Linked DNA regions of Mus musculus: region 1 is linked to region 2. Evidence: chromatin loops called from intact Hi-C (ENCODE). Cell type or tissue: heart. All regions are shown on one strand.

Evidence for each region. Peaks named below come from ENCODE experiments on the same cell type or tissue, not always from the same donor. Only the 100,000 strongest peaks of a DNase experiment are listed, where the experiment ranks them.
Region 1: a loop joins it to region 2, with 2.6 times the contacts of the local background. A loop is called at or near these places in 10 of 42 quality-filtered maps.

The regions. Positions count from the first base shown.
Region 1 is chr17:8,804,403-8,812,402 of GRCm38, forward strand. The region is part of intron 1 of Pde10a (phosphodiesterase 10A); the gene reads left to right. Among named protein-coding and RNA genes, the nearest start is that of Pde10a, 6.7 kb to the left of the region's middle. In heart, a CTCF peak has its summit at 3,172 (motif pointing left); no DNase peak of the experiment used is centred here; H3K27me3 peaks cover 6,256 bases.
Region 2 is chr17:8,851,674-8,859,673 of GRCm38, forward strand. All of the region lies in intron 1 of Pde10a (phosphodiesterase 10A), which reads left to right. Among named protein-coding and RNA genes, the nearest start is that of Gm34321, 35 kb to the left of the region's middle. In heart, no CTCF peak of the experiment used is centred here; a DNase peak (open chromatin) is centred at 4,868; H3K4me3 peaks cover 701 bases; H3K27me3 peaks cover 785 bases.

The sequences.
Region 1 (8,000 bases), 47 kb before region 2:
AGAGCAGTAAGTACTAGGGTATATGTGACTTGTAGACAGTCTGTTCTCACACACCCCAACTCAAAAGGAGAGGAAGAGATTGATACCTGAGGAAAGGCTGCTCTATGTTCCACTTCTCCCCCCCCCCAACACATACTTTTAGGGGTTCTATTTTTGTCTGGGGTCAAAGAGCAGGCCACCTGGGTCTTAAACACTGAAGGATCTGAAATTTGGCAGTTTTCTTAAAAAAAAAAAAAGCCTCTTGGAAGGAACTTGTGTATTCTCCAAGGACACAAAAATGCACAGAGGTAATCAGATGTATCCCTGTGGGGCTTGTATCGGAGCTTTCTTTTACTTTGATCTCTTTGTCAGCCAAACAAATCGTCATGTGCAGGCTGCTGAGCCCAGATGCTACTTAGACAAGTGCATACTACAGTTCTCTTGTGAGAAAGGGAGCCCTGTGTAGGAGGACAATAGCCTCATCCTGTGTCTGTTTTGTTCTGTTTTTCGGCTTACCTGGTCACGCGCTGAGCAGACACTTGCCTGCTACCATTGCCAGTACCAGATCCTGCCCTAGCTGGTCCCTCTTGCTTAAGCATGTTGAAGCCACAGATCTATAGTGGGTTAGTAGGCCAAGGTGAGATGGAGCCTCCCGGGCAGGAGTTGGCTCAGTATTGATGCTCATTGCTGCAAGTGGTCCATGGGCTTCCCACCTGATGCTGTTCCTCTGTCTGAATCAGGCCATTCCCGAGTTCACATCATTTCCTGTTCTCTGTCAGATCACTAGATCTCTGCTTTTCCTTTCTACCGCTGGAAGAGTTGCTGATTAAGTAGAAAAATCTTGCCCAGGGAAAGACAACAATTGTTGTCCTGGAGCATCCTCTGGGTTCATTTTGCATTGGGGGTGGGGTGGGTCACACTGCAGGCCAATGGGAATTAGAGCCAATTTCCTGTAACAAATACAGGCTGTCTGTGCTACCTAGTCAGCTTTGTGATACATTGTGGCATGGCTGGAGGAGGCTTTGCCTGGGAAGAGCAGGAGACACACCTGTGAAAAATACAGCTCTAGGAATGAGAATCCCAAGCCACAAATACCTCCCCACCCGTGTCTCTCTGTGTGCTATATTTTTATGAGTTAACTACAGTAAAGAGCAGAAAGAGCTCCGTGCATAAAAATAAAAGTGTGTATTTGTATGTGTGTATGTGTGTGTTTGTATGTGTGTTTGCATGTGTGTATTTGTGTGGGGGAGGCATGGAGGGTGGCGATACGGAGAAAGCAAAGGAAATTAAGACCAGAGAGGTTTGTGAATGCACAGTGTAAATGCCTTCATACTGCAAATTACTGTATGTTCCTCAAATATCCCAGTGAGTGTACTTTTGCAGGACTTGTGAGTCTGTTACTCGCCACTCTTAAACTGTTTCCCCGGGGTGTGAGGACTGCGTGGCTGATGCCAGGATACACTGAGATAAATATGGTCCCTGTGAGAGCAAATGCACTCAGTACTCCAGACAGCACCAGGCGTCCCAGTCAGGGTATTCTCATAGGCTCTGTGAAGCTGATGCCACAGGGGAAAACCAGACTCAAGGCCCAGCACTGCCTGCATCCACCATGGGCCTACATTCAGTCAAGACCCAACTCACAGCTTGTTGGAGAGGACCCACATGTTCTATAACACAACTGTGTGGAGGGTGTAGAGATGACTCTTTACTCCCCAAAGACCTGGCATAGAGACACGGGTGCCCCAAAAGGTGACCCGAATAGCATGCTGTGAATTCCTGCCAGGCTGGCTGTGGGCAGTGAACGTCATCTGCTATCCATGGAGGGGTGAGCTGGTTCTTGGCTAGGTCAGAAGTCCAAAGGGCAAAGCTATTTAAACTGGGTGGTATTATACTATTTAGATTATTAATAGGCAATCCATGGAATCCTACTTTTAATTTGAAATAAACCTATGTGGACAGAGGAATTTCCTGAAGGTTTAAATGAGAAAGAGCTAGAAAATCAGAAGACAGGCCTTCTATCTCAAATTGATACATTGCTCTTGGAGGGTTTTTTTTTTTTTTTGTTTTTCACACAAAACATTTTGTGTCCTAAAACAAAGAAAAGCATGTTGAGTAGCAGGCAGGTTGTGTGAGGAATAGTGTGCCAACCAGCACAACTGCCACCCTGCGTATAACACAGTCCGTGCAATGGAGGAAAGCCTTTTTTCAAGTCTGGAGAAGAACTCTAAGGGGCAGGGAATCTATAGCTGTGGCAAAGGCAATACTGGCACCCAGAATGGCCCTGGCCAGTGTATCTGCTACTACCCCGCCTTCACGCCTGCTGTCTGGCTTACTTTCTAGAAGGCAGGCTGGAGAGGACTGTGGGCAGGGTCTTATCTTTGTTCTGATGCTGAGGCATAGACAGGGGTAGACTCATAAAGAAGCTACATTATCAGCTTGTATAGGAAATTTCACGGTTCCAATAAAGCAGAGCCATGTATGAGGAAGAGGTATGCTATCCATATGCAACCTGGGCACACGTGGCCTTGGACCCAGAGCTGGCACTAAACTCTAGTGGCCCAGCATTCAAGTGTGTTCTGCAGAATTGGTTCTCATGGGGCTATAGCTCCAGGAGAGGGTAAGGTTTGCTCCTGTGTTCTCAGCAGAACTACAAGGAGATTCAGAAGGAGGTCAGACCAGAGCCCAGCTTGGAAGACCCTGTTAGTGTTTCATAGGATGTCAGGCTCAAGTCTGGAGGAAGCAGGGGAGAGAGTTCACCTGGCAGAAGCCCCAGGAAAACCTACTGGGCAAAAAAGGCACCTCTGAAAGTCATAGCCAGGAGCTTAACCAGCCAAGGGGAAAGGAGTCACAGGCCTATGCTAAGGACAGTCTCTGTGTTCCTAGACGGGTGTGCAGGAAAGCCAGAAGGCCTTCCATGGTGAAGGTGTAGCAGAGGCTATGTCTCTGTGGCAGTCCTCAGCAGTGGAGACAAAGCTGGACCTGTGCATGACGACACACAGGGAGGTGGAGGCTAGAAGGATAGGTAACATGATGGTTGGCTGTGTAGACATTGGATACCATGGTTCCTGGTTAGGAAGGCTGAGGGTGGGGGTGGGGGTATGATTGGGTTGGGAGTCAGGACTGTGAACCTTTGTAGGTTGTGGGATTCTTGGCTTGGGTGGTACCTGCTCTCTACTGCCCTCTAGTGGTGTAGAGAGCAGCTACCCGAAGGGAATAAGCAAAACACATCAAAACACACAGAGACTTCATACAGGGGGCTGTGAATGAAGGTCAATCTGGAAGGAGATCTGAGTGGTGTAGCATGAGCAGCCATGGTGTGGGAAGCAGTCAAGAGAAGAGCTGCCCGGCAGATGGGCCCTGAGCTGGAGGAGGAGAGTAAAGGCTGCACAGCTGGAGCTGGGACCTGCAGCCCAGATGTCTGGTATGTGATGAAGCCCGTAGATTGGCCAGAACAGGGCTATATACCAGGGAGAGTTATGAGCCACAGGCTTCTGTGATTTATATCCTGCAGGCTCATCTGAGTGTAATTTGGGAAATGAATCTTGGAGCTGTTTGGGAAGGGAGTATACAGGGGCCACCGAGTCAGGGGTACAGCAGTGGACATGAATCGTAGTTGAGGGCTCAAGTATTTGTGGTATCAAGTGCACTGAATGCCTGTTGCTTGGGGAATGCATTCCTGGCTTCCGGTTACTGGTAAGGGGCCCAGAGGAGGAAATATGCAGGCAAAGGCAGGTTTGGTAGGTTTGGCAGTAGGGAGATGGAGATGCTCAAGGTATAGCAGATTTAAAAACAACAACAACAACAACAACAACAACAACAACAAATCACTTAGATAAAGTTTTACCATCCCTAAGGCTGGAGAAGAAAAAAAGAGGCATGACATTTGATGCCCCTCTAAGGAGTCAGTCCATGGATGCTTTGTGTGAATCTGGAATTTCTGAGAAAAAAAAAATGGATGGTCTTGGTTGCAGAAGGAAGGGTATCATGGCGCAGTGTCTCTCTACTCTGAAGACTGAGATGTGGGAGGAGAGCGTGGGCCCGAGGATGCTGGCCTAAAGTGGGTTAGAAATGAAGATCGTGATCCCCTAGTGCTGAGGCAGCAGCTGAAGGGACGATGAAGAGGATTCAGGGCAGAGGGCAGAGGATGTGTTTGAAGGGGGCAGGGAAAAGTGGAAGAGTGCATCAGGCAGGAGTGGACTGAGCATCTGCAGGTGACAAGGGACAGACACACTGTGGCACTCAAAGAGGAGCCTCTGAGATGAAGTAAAATCCCGTGGCCAGCATGTGACTAGCAGACCTGTGGAGTGCGCCCCTGTGGCTATGGCTGATGGTGGGCTTCATTCCAGAGATGCTTAAGAATGCTTACCTACTGAAGTCCAGGGGTTTGAAGAACGAGGCAACATGAAGAAACAGCTCTGTGAGGTGAGGAGGACAGGGTGGGATGACATGTGGGGATCTGGGAAAGCTGAGACCCAAAAGGCAATGTTTTTGGTGGAGGGGAGGGTGGGGGCCATGTTGTAGCTGTTGCTAACTCACATCGGGGGCAATGAGTGGGTAAGAAACCTTTCATCAGGTGCTAACTTCCATTACTCTAGTTGTCCAGCATTTTGGTCCTTTGGAGGAAGCTAGACAGGAGAGCAAGGCCTGAGAAAGCTTTCAGGGAACAGGGAGAAGGGAAGTAAGTACGCTAAAGCATCCATGAAGAGAAAGGCAGGGGTGTGGAAGGTCTCCCGGGTGCTTGGGAGAGGCGCTTAGTAACCCGCAATTAGATGGGTGTGGGGGAGTGACCTGTGACATTTGGAAGGGGAGTTGTGAGAGAAAAGCAGTAGATTAGTAGATTAGGAAGCAGACAGCTACTGGGGGCAAGAAGAGTGACAGGATCGGAGGGGCAGGCCTGAGCAAGTGATTCTATTCAAGATCAAACAGAGCAAGAAAGCTGCATATTGCACCACTCATAAACACCCTAATGAGAAGTGACCTATGACCTATGGAGTGACAGCTGAGTGCTGTCTTGGAGGAGGGAGAATTTGAGGGTTGCAGAGGTAACCAAGAGGAAGATTCCAGAAAGAATGGATCTGAACAGGGTCCAGAGGTGGATATAGGAAGCCAGGATTGAGGAAGCAAAGCAGCAGGGCTGTATGGAGAGAGTGGGGGACTGAGGACAAGGGACATTGTGTCATTGCACCATCTCTTCCAGAGGACTTTCTCTGTCCTGACAGCTACCTGTCTAGGTCCTCCTGTGCTTCTGTGTGTCCTGCAGCACATCGTCCCTCTTTGAATCTGGATTTCACTGGTCTTTGTCTGTCTCTAGGGTTGGGCAAATGCTTCGCTCATCTACTCTTTATCCATCCTCCCAGGGCAGCTCCAAGCAGTCTATTGAAGAAACAAGGGAGGGTGTTTAAGTGGAAGAATCTTAGCCAAATAGCCCTTTATCAAAGCTAATTTTCCTAAAAGAGAAGAAACAATGAAATCGTGTGGCTGCAGAGCTTTGCTCCAGTACTCAAAACTTCATTCTATTCATTTTTTTTCCATGTAATCCAAATACACTCTTTGGCACCAGCACCCAGGCTTTTGCGTCACTGTGAACACAATACTTGACACGCAGTGAGGTCAATGAGGAACAGGCAGCAGGAGTCCAAAGGAAGGAGGGAGCCCCGTGGTCCACATTTGGGTAGCCTCAGCTTGCTTTCCCTGGGCTGTGGCAAGAGCCTTTGTTACTTTGATGAAAACATTTCCTGCATCGCCAAGACAAAAAGTGTTGCATGGAAAGTGCTGAAATATTGCCACGTGTGTGTTTTGGAGATGATGAGTTATTGATCAAACACAAGCAGATTTGGACTTTTTAGAGTTGGCAAGTTCCGTGAGAGGAAACGTTCTACATGCAGAGCACCAATGGGCAAGAAAGGAGGTGACTGGCAGGCAGGAGTGCAGCCCAAGGCAGAGCAGTGCGGTGTGTATGATGTAATGCATTGGTGTATTGGGTTTTTTTATTTTTTTCATTCTTGAGTGGGAGCCAGGGCCATTTCGCCTCAGCTGGCCTTGAACTCCAGCAAACATCATGTCTTCCTCAGCCTCTGCAGGGATGCTACTGCAGATGTCGCCACCACACTGGCATCTGTGCTTCTGATCGTAACCCTGGCTGTTTCTTAAAGAAGGCCAAGCGCTGTCCTGCAGACCCATCGCTGTGGTTCTCAGATGTAGTAATGGTGGCTTTTACCTGCTATTCCAAGGGTCACATATACTTTGAGATATTCTGCATGACACAGCTTCAGAATTTTGCTCATGAAAACATTTTTATCTAGCCAGTCACTGTTTTTTTTTTTTTTTTTTTTTTTAGGGTGATATTCCAATTTCTTGGGATTAACCATATCATCTAATATTTAAGACTGATTTAAGACTATATAAAGCCTTAGTGATTAGAACAACATGCTGCTGGCCCCAGACAGACAGACAGACAGTCCAGCAGACCCAGAGTTAGGCAGGAACACATGCACCCCACTTTATGTGGTAGGAGACAGGGTAGATGGCTGAAGAGATGGTCTGGGGACAAGAGAGTATTTGCTCAGAAGAAAATGAGATCATCCTGCACACTGTAGGCTCAGATTAAATTCTACATGGTGAATATATTTAATATTGAAAGGAGGAAAACATAAGAAGAATAGATAGATAGATAGATAGATAGATAGATAGATAGATAGATAGATAGATAACACCATGAGGAAATTCTGTTTTTAGATTAGGGGAGGCATTTTAAATTCCAGCAGTAGTCAAAGGAAGCGTTGACTGAATAAGGAGACAAGAGAAATTCCTTTTGTACGGCTTTGGACAGGGACCCACTCCAAGGGAATAGCTAAATGATTTTCCACTTTCTGCTACTATCCAAGCAAGAGTCAACTACCCGTCCTTTAGCACAAGGTACTATCTGAAGTAGTTAAGGAACACCCACCCAGGGACGTGAGCAGAGAGCGTGTGGGAAAAGAGGAGAAACAAGACAAACACACATCCCGAGACAGCGTTCTGCTTCATCGTGAGGAGGCCTGCACTTTAAAACATTGCCATCTTCATCTGCCCTCGCTGCACAGGTTAATACGCTTTATAGCACACGGGTGGTGGTTATGCTAAGAGGCAAACCCTCTCACAACTTCCTGCGGGAAGTACTAATCGGCAAAGCCTTTGAAGAGGGCAATTTGTCAGTATTGATTAGTATTAAAAATGTATGTATCCAGTAAACCAATAAATTGTTCACCTGGGATTTTATCATTTAGATGCTGCTATCGGAGTGACTGACACACAGTGCAGGGTGGGACTCTGAGTGTCTTCTTGGAGGGTCCTGTTAAGTTGCTTTTGTAGCAGTAAAATTGAATACACTGCTACATTAAACAAAAATACCAGCAACAGCAAAATATCAGTGAAGGAGGATGCCTACATCCACACACATGCACTCTTAGATCCATTCGAGTTAGAAAGGACAAAAGAAACCGATTTGCTTCTAATTTCACAAGGAAATTGAGTTGGCCTTACTGGGCAATATTGGCGGGGCGGGGGGGGGGTAGGGGGCGGTGAAAGCATGATGTGAGCTTTGCATAGATGGGAACCGAGTCCGAGGGAGACTTCAACCTGAATGTGACCTGGTTTCTATTGGTTCGTACCCATTCAGAAATCATACGTGAGGCTGTGCCAAAACGCAGTGTGATTAACCCTGAGTGGCTGGTGGCTGCCGAGGCTGATTTTGTTGTTGTTGTTGACCTCAGGTTTTTTTATCTCAGCACCTGAAATTTCCTCAGTTGCTTTCTGTCTTCTTGAAATGTCAAGCCAGGAATATTTAAAAGAGAAAGAAAAAAGGAAAAAAATAACATCCTTCCCGTTCGAGTGTCAGTTCCTTTTTTATGCCACACACCAATGTGAAAACCAAAGCAGGTACTCCTGCCTCCGTGTATTTCTGACTGATAGAGCCCTTGGCTTTGGATTTAAAGTGTCAAGTATTGCTTAGATGTTTGGAGGGCTGCCCAGTCAGGCTAAGC
Region 2 (8,000 bases):
TATTATCTATACTTGCTTCTGATTTTCTTTGATTCAGAAGAAATTTAGACAGTGAACTGCTAGCACATTACGTCTAGGTCTTCCAAGTCCTCCTTTCTGGAGCTATGTGGTATCATTTGTGTCTTGATGCTTTTTCCCTCGCCGATCTGGAAATAATGAGAGCAGACGTGAATAACAAGTCAGAAACAAATTATACCATCCTCAAATATAATTCATTGTATAATTGATTGTATAATTGATAAAGCTTATATTGGCATCTTAAGATCAAACCAGCAAGCTCTTTTTCTCAGCAAAGGACAAGAAGGAAATAGAATAGGTTGTTAGACACGCCTGTTGAGTGGCAGCTGTGCCGTGGGACCGCCTGCGCTTGCTTGGTTTGTAGGCGACAGCTACCTTACTGTGGCATGTAGGCTGCATACAGCCAGCCTGTTGCTTTTTCTTTTCTGTAAAAATAGCTTCCAGGTCTTTTCTTCTGTTGGCTTCTGTTTGCACTCTATCATAGCTGATTGGACTTAAGGCACCATGAAGGATACAGTCTAAAACCATATGGAGACCTGCGATCATCCTGACTTTGTCTTTTCTGTTTTAGTTTAGTTTGGTATCATGTCCGTGGTTATTGAGTTATAGAGAAATGTGTAACGTAGCAGTCACTCTTTAGGGTGGGTTTACTTCTTTTTTTTTTTTTATTTATTACGTATTTTCCTCAATGACATTTCCAATGCTATCCCAAAAGTCCCCCATACCCTCCCCCCCACTTCCCTACCCACCCATTCTCATTTTTTTTGGCCCTGGCGGTCCCCTGTACTGGGGCATATAAAGTTTGTGTGTCCGATGGGCCTCTCTTTCCAGTGATGGCCGACTAGGCCATCTTTTGATACATATGTAGCTAGAGTCAAGAGCTCCGGGGTACTGGTAAGTTCATAATGTTGTTCCACCTACAGGGTTGCAGATCTCTTTAGCTCCTTGGATACTTTCTCTAGCTCCTGGGTTTACTTCTGTACTGTGCCATGTTTCCTGATTCTCTTGTGCCACATTTCAGTTGAGGGAGCCCTTTAGGTTAATAAATGCATTCACGTCACAGCTAATCAGCTGTGGTCACCTAAATGGAGAAAATGCTCTTGGGACTAAGATCTGAGTTCTAAGTGGGGAAATATTTGTTTACAAGTACAGCCATTGTTGAATTTGATTTACACTCATGTATGTAATTTAAGAATTGAGGTAACTTTGTGACTAACTCAGCATTTAAGAATGGATTTATGCTTTGTAGAACTCTGTATTAGAAGGAACTAGCTGTTAAGAAAAATGTCATCATGGGATATGCTTTCCTAATTCATGGCCTGTTATAGCACCTGTGTGTGTGTGTGTGCATGTATGTATGTGTGCATGTATGTGTGTGTGTGCATGTATGTGTGTGCGTGCGCATGTATGTGTGTGTGCGTGCACGTATGTGTGTGTGCATGTATGTGTGTGCATGTATGTGTGTGTGCATGTATGTGTGTGCATGTATGTGTGTGTGTGCATGTATGTGTGTGTGTGTGCATGTATGTGTGTGTGTGTGCGTGCATGAGCATACATGTGCAGTATGTTATGTTTTTGTTTGAGCAGAAGATTATTTTTTGGTGCTGATTTTCTGATAAGCGTGTTTTTTAGGAATGGGAACAAAGCAGTGAGCATATATATGCATGTATATAATATATGTACATTATATATATATATATACATATATATGTATATACACACACACACACATATATATAGTCTCACTTCCTTGATATTTGTTAGGGAAAGAGGGAAATATAGAAATAATCAGTAAGATATACAGATGATATACTAGACTCATGGTAAGGATATAGAATATAGTTATAATTTTAATTATTTCAAAAGGCTCAAATAGAATGGTGAAGTCTGAGCTGAGATTCAGTTCAGGTGAGGCAGGCAGGAGGTTGAGGAGGCAGGTCCTATGGAGGGAGAAGCAGAGAGCACAAACTTGTACCAGTGAGCATGGCTGTAATATTCAGAGGCTCCAGGAAAAGTCATACTGGCGAGAGGTGACTCTAGGGACTCTGTTTTCACTCTGTCAAGACAGGGAGTCATGCGAGGGTCTTGAGAAGTGGCTTCATCACTTACTAAGATTGTACCATCCACTGAACAGGAGTAGAAGGGTAAGAACAGGAAGTAGACAAGTTGGAGGCTGGCGACCGGCAAGGACAGGTGGTGACTTGGATTCTAGCAGAAGCCATGGGCCACTGAGATTGGGGAGGGGGGGTGTAGATACATTTAAAGGCATAGTAAACCAGACTTCCTGATGGGCATGCCTTTAGAAAAACATGCCTATGGAGGCTCATACAACCCCAAGACGAGGCTTTGGAGGGAAATCAGGTGTAGAACTTGGGACAGTACTGTGATATAAACACATGTGAGCTCTTTCAAACCCACGTGTGGAACAACAATCTCCCAAGTCCCTGGCACAAAAATGTGGGCTCTTTGGGAGGTGAAGGTCATGAAGATGCCTCTCTCAGGAGTGGAACTGATACCCTGGAAAGAGGCCCCAGAGAGGCTGCCATCCTCTTCTACCAGGCAAGGATGCAGGAATAGCATTCTGCCAGGAACAGGTGTGATGGTACTTGGATTGAGCTTGGATTTCTAAGCTTCCAGAACTGTCAACAGCCATTTCATTTGACTATCGAACTACCCAGCTATGAAGGCTTTCGTCCTAGCAGACTAATCTGATTAAGACAGACATGTTAATTAGAGTCATTGAGCAGGCCTTCGGGTATCCTATGATATAGGTCTGGGTGTTAAAAGTTGATTACAATGAGCCCTGGCTTCCATCTGATGTCATAGCAGAGCATGAGGAAACATTTCCTGTGATTGATTTTGTTCATCGAAATGACTACAAGAATAATACAATGGTAACAGGCTTTTAGATTTATTCTACAGGCGTATCTCTGTTAAGGATGTGGAAAGCCATCTATATAATTGATCTTTAGCCATCTGTCTGTTCATCTTGATCATCAGCTTGATGGAATTTAGAATAGAAGGAAATCTCTGGTCATACTGAGGAGGTATCTAACTTATGTTAAGTGAGGTGGGAAAAACACACCCTAACTGTGGGTAGTACCTTTCTACAGACTGGGGTTCAAAACTGAAGAGAAAGGAGAAAGCAAGCTGAGCAAAAGCGTCCCTTGATCGATTCTTCCTGGCTCTGGATGCAATGGGATCCTCTGCCAGGTCTTCCCTTTGTGGTACACAGTGTCACTATCAGGGAAAGAAGCCCTTCGCTTCTTAAGTCACTTTTGTCTGGTATTTTGATGCTACAATGAGAACAGTCACTAATAGAGAACGTGGGTGCCAGCAAGTAGAGGTGAACATGTTCTTTGGAACTGACTTTTGAGAGGGAGGTGAAAGACTTTGGAGCTATGGGACAGAGATGCTTTTGTAGACTGAGCAGAACTTGGTGGGCCATTCTAGTAGAGTTTGGAAGGATCAGGAGGCTGAGGGAAATGTAGACTCTAGTAAGTGCTGAGCTATGTATGAGCCTTCAAAGGAAAGCAAAGACGCTATTGGGATCTGGGATTGAGGCCATTCAGATTATACTCTGGCTCCATTGCAGTCACGAGAATTTGTATTAGGATGAGTTTAAAGGTAGCAGAGTAAGGGCTGTGGCAGAGCAGATTCAAGGCAGAAGCTTGGCTACCACTCACTACTCACTCACGCCAGGGCTATAGCATGAGATAGCAAATTGTAGAACCAAGGGGCAAGACACAGTGCTCAGCCTTTAAGGAGGTAATCAGAGTTTAAGGGGCAGCCCAGTGGTGGCTGGGGTCACCGGGTTATGCTGGCTTTAGAACCGGGTGCTAGCTTTGCTCATCTCCTGAGGCCAGTCTTTGAGGCAGCCGTTCAGCATCTCTGAATAGCGAATAACAAGCAACAACTCCAGGGTCCTGATCATCTTCCCACGGCAGGCTCACCTCCGCCACCCCGTCAGTGCTCATCTCTTTCAAGTCATGCGGGAGAATGTGGCTCAGCTCTGAAGATTGCCGCGCTATCACATAATGTCATTTCTATTTTGGGTGATGCTAAATTTGCTCTAGGTTGAGACGGTGTTTGCCATATGCCTCCATGGTAAAGGTAAAGGTATTCTTCTTTTCTTTTCTTTTCTTTTCTTTTCTTTTCTTTTCTTTTCTTTTCTTTTCTTTTCTTTTCTTTTCTTTTCTTTTCTGTGAGGAGGAATCCATGGACTGATATTCGGAGACCCTGAGAATACTGTATTTCACAACACGTGACACTCTGTGGGTTTACCATTCACTCTTTGCCTGAGTTGTATCCATGGCTCCTGCTTAAGTTTGTAGCAGCCTCCCAAGTTTGTGCTCCTTCTCATGTTAGAGGCTTCACTTTGAGATCGCTAGCCTTCCGAGGGCATTTTCAATTATGTCACAGGCAATGGTTTTGTGTGTGGCAAAACCGTCTTGTCTCTTTGTACTTCCAGATGGATATTTTATCTCTTCAGAATGAAGATAAATTAGACATTAAATTGAGATGGTGTGTGTTTGGGGGGGGGGGGCGTCAGTTTTGTAGATTTTAGTTTCTTTTTATAAACAGCATAAAACCCATTAAAGACAAGGCTGGGGCAGGGGTGGGGGTGGGGCAGATAACATTCTGAATGTGAATCAGGCTATGGTATATCACCAGCTACTTAAAGCTGTTTATTTTAGATGTCCTGTGATGAGTTGTTTGAGCTGTTCATTTTGTGAGTCCCAAGGGTGAGGTGAACTTGACACCGCCTTTTGGCCAACACTGCAGGGCAGGGCAGGGCCGGATGAGTAACGCTAGCGGCAGTTCAAGTCTCTGGCGACCGTTCTGTACAGCTGTGTTGCTTGTTATTGGGAAACCTGGGCTTTAGATGTCAGAGAACAGCTGGGTCAGAGGTTTACAGCAGGGCTGGTTGCACAGAGAAAAGCCAGCCACAGACAATTTCTGCACCGTCACCCACCGCCACGCCCACCGCCACGCCCACCGCCACGCCCACTTTGTTTCCAGTACAAAACTGCAGCCTCCACATTTGAGGTTCTTCCTTGAAGGGGAAACAAAGACACTTTGAAAACTCTGTGGAGGGAAAGGTTGGGCATCTGTTCGGCTGGATTTGGGGCTGCAGAAAAAAAGCCCTCTGTGCTGGTCACCAGGGCTTAGGTACAGGAAGGCTAGGTGTGAGTGTCTGCCACCCGACTAGTGTTGTACGAAGAATTAGATATGGTCCTGTGACTTCAAGTGCTCCAGGCCACCCTCTACTCCTCCTCTCCCACTTCAGAATGCCCTTGTGCTTATTCACCTTTGTGGCCCAGAGGAGTAAGGTGGAGAAACATATCTGGGAAAGCAACTCAGTCTCATTTTCTGGTTTATTTTGATTTGAATATTTTGAGGGGAAATAGTTATAAAAAGCCCGTGTCACCCTCACAGCTGCAATGGCCTCAGATGTACGTATTAAGATAGAGGAAAAGGAAGTTGTGTTCTTGCAATGGGCACACATGTTCACGCAGAGGATGCCGAGGGAAAAGCCAAAGGCTGCGTCCCTCCTGTTTGCTTTGACTGTGTACCATGGTTCAGTTTGATTCATTGAGCATCTCTCCCTGTGGCTACCCTGAGGTCGGAAAGCAGATGCTTGGGGTTGAATTTCTTTCCCCTTCAGCTTTCTCCTCCATATAATGGAGGCAGTAATTTTTATAGGATATTTGGGGGGGGGGGACAAATAAATGAGCGGATTCTGTTAGCCAGTAGAATGTCCCTGTACATAAGTACCCCTTGCCTCTGCATTCTTTATCTGAACCCCTTCTAGACTCTGTGAACACCTTAAATACATTCCCCAGTAATTAAAGATCGCACTTTAAGCTCCATTGTATAGAACTGAAAACCCAAATTCTTCAAGCATAGTCAAAATAATCTATTGTTCTTTATAGTCTGTAGTTTGGAGTGAAAACCAAAACAAGATAGAATAGGCCTATACATTTCCAAGCATGTGCTACTCAGTGGGCTCTTTAAACGTACACTTGGAGCCCGTGCTTTAACCATACCGGTGTTTTTCTTTTGGTGCTCATGATCAGCCTTGTTTCACAGGCTCCCTCCCTTCCCTTTGTTTTCTAGTTAACATACAGTTCATACCACATTGCAGAGGTTCTGAAGTTGAGACATCCAGAAAATGTCCCTTCCTCCCCTTCCTTACCACCACCTTCCCCCTCATCTTTCCATTTTTCTGTCTATGGTGCTGGGTACTTAGCCCCAGGTTTTGCACAGGCTAGACAGATTCCCCACCATGGAGCAATCCATATGACCTCAGTTTCCTTACTTTTGCCATCCACCTTTGAATTAATAAAAACCTTCTCAAAAGTATAGCCACACAGTTAAAAATTAAAAATATTTTTATATGCATGAGTGTTTTGTCTGCAAGCAGTCCAGTATACCACATGTTTGCCTACTGCCCATGGGGGATGGAAGAGGGCACAGGGAACTGGAGTTGTGGGCAGTTGTGAGCCTCCATGTGAGTGCTGGGACTAGAACTTGGGTCCTCTGGAAGAGCTAGCAGTGCTCTTAACCAGTGAGCTACTTCTCCAGCCCCAACCAGCACCCTTTTAACCTAAAATGGTAGAACCATAAAGGAGTGAGTGGGCAAAGGAATATCTAATATTGTCCTAGCATGTGCTGTTGTCCTAGCACGTGCTGGCTGTGCATGTGAGGTCCCACACAAGCACAGCGAGCATCCAAGGCCGGACTGATGAGAAATTCATTGTCATTTCACATTGTCTGGGAAGCAGAGTGAGCTTCTGTATAGACATATTCAGGTGGTACAGCTGTGCATTCATATTTGAAGAAGTCTGTATTGTTTGGGCTTCAACAGTTTGGAGAGAAGTGCCCAAGTGCGCTGGCATGCGTGGTCAGATTGGCAACCTGTTTGAGTCTGTTAGTGTTGCAGTCACGGGAAGGAACGCGATCCCCAGAGGATTGGCTGGACAGTAGGACTTTCTTTTTTTTTTTTTTTTTTCCAAGTACTTGAAGAGCTGCATTTTCATGAATGTCTGCTTGAAGCCTTTGCTGAGTAATCCCTTTGCTTTTGGACCACGCTGGAGCCTCCACAGATGATCTCCTTGAGCAGTCGAAGAGACTGTGGCGTAGGCGGGACATTCATGGAAATGTTCTGTTAGCAAGCGGCAGGCAGAGCGAGCGCTCCCAGCTTCTAGCTCTGCTCCCACACCATGTCTCCTCTATGACACATGAGGCTCTCAGACTGGTGCATTTCATGAGCTAATCAAGTAATGTTTTCCTTGTGACAGGGAAACGGCGTTTACCTTCTGCCGAAGTATATTAAATATAACCACTTAATTTCTAGAAGGTGGCTTGATAACCCCACGTGTACCTGGAGAGGTGTCCTCTTAGAGAAGTGGACACCTCTTTAAGTAGAATGTCCTTAGATTTATGCAGAACTCATTGCTGTGAGCTGTACAGCTCTCATGCTGCAGGAGACTGCTTTTCTGCTCGCTGCAGCCTGGCCCACTGCGGACTCAGAACAATGCCAGTTCATCTGGAGAAGGGCTTTTCAGAGAGCATCATACGCGCTCAGGTAAACGTCAGAGCCTGGGAGGCAGCTGTTACGCTTTGAGCATCAGATGCTGCCGTCTGCACTCGGTACTTTCTCTTCCGTGCTGTGCCAGGCTCTCAGGAGGTATCATGTTGGGAAAAAGTGTTCATTGAAGTCTATTTGTTTGTACTGTTGAGCTGTTGAATTGCTGAGTTGCCGAAGTGAATATTGGGGGATATTTAAGAGCCTGTGTGATTTTTATATCTTACATGGAACAGTGGCTGAGAACATGAGCATATGGCCTCAATTTCCTGAAGACAAAAATTGAGAAAAGCTATGGTTTTAGTCGAAAAGTTGGAGACTTGATTTCTATTCATGAAAGATCACACACACACACACACACACACACAGCCTTTTCCTACACTAACAGATG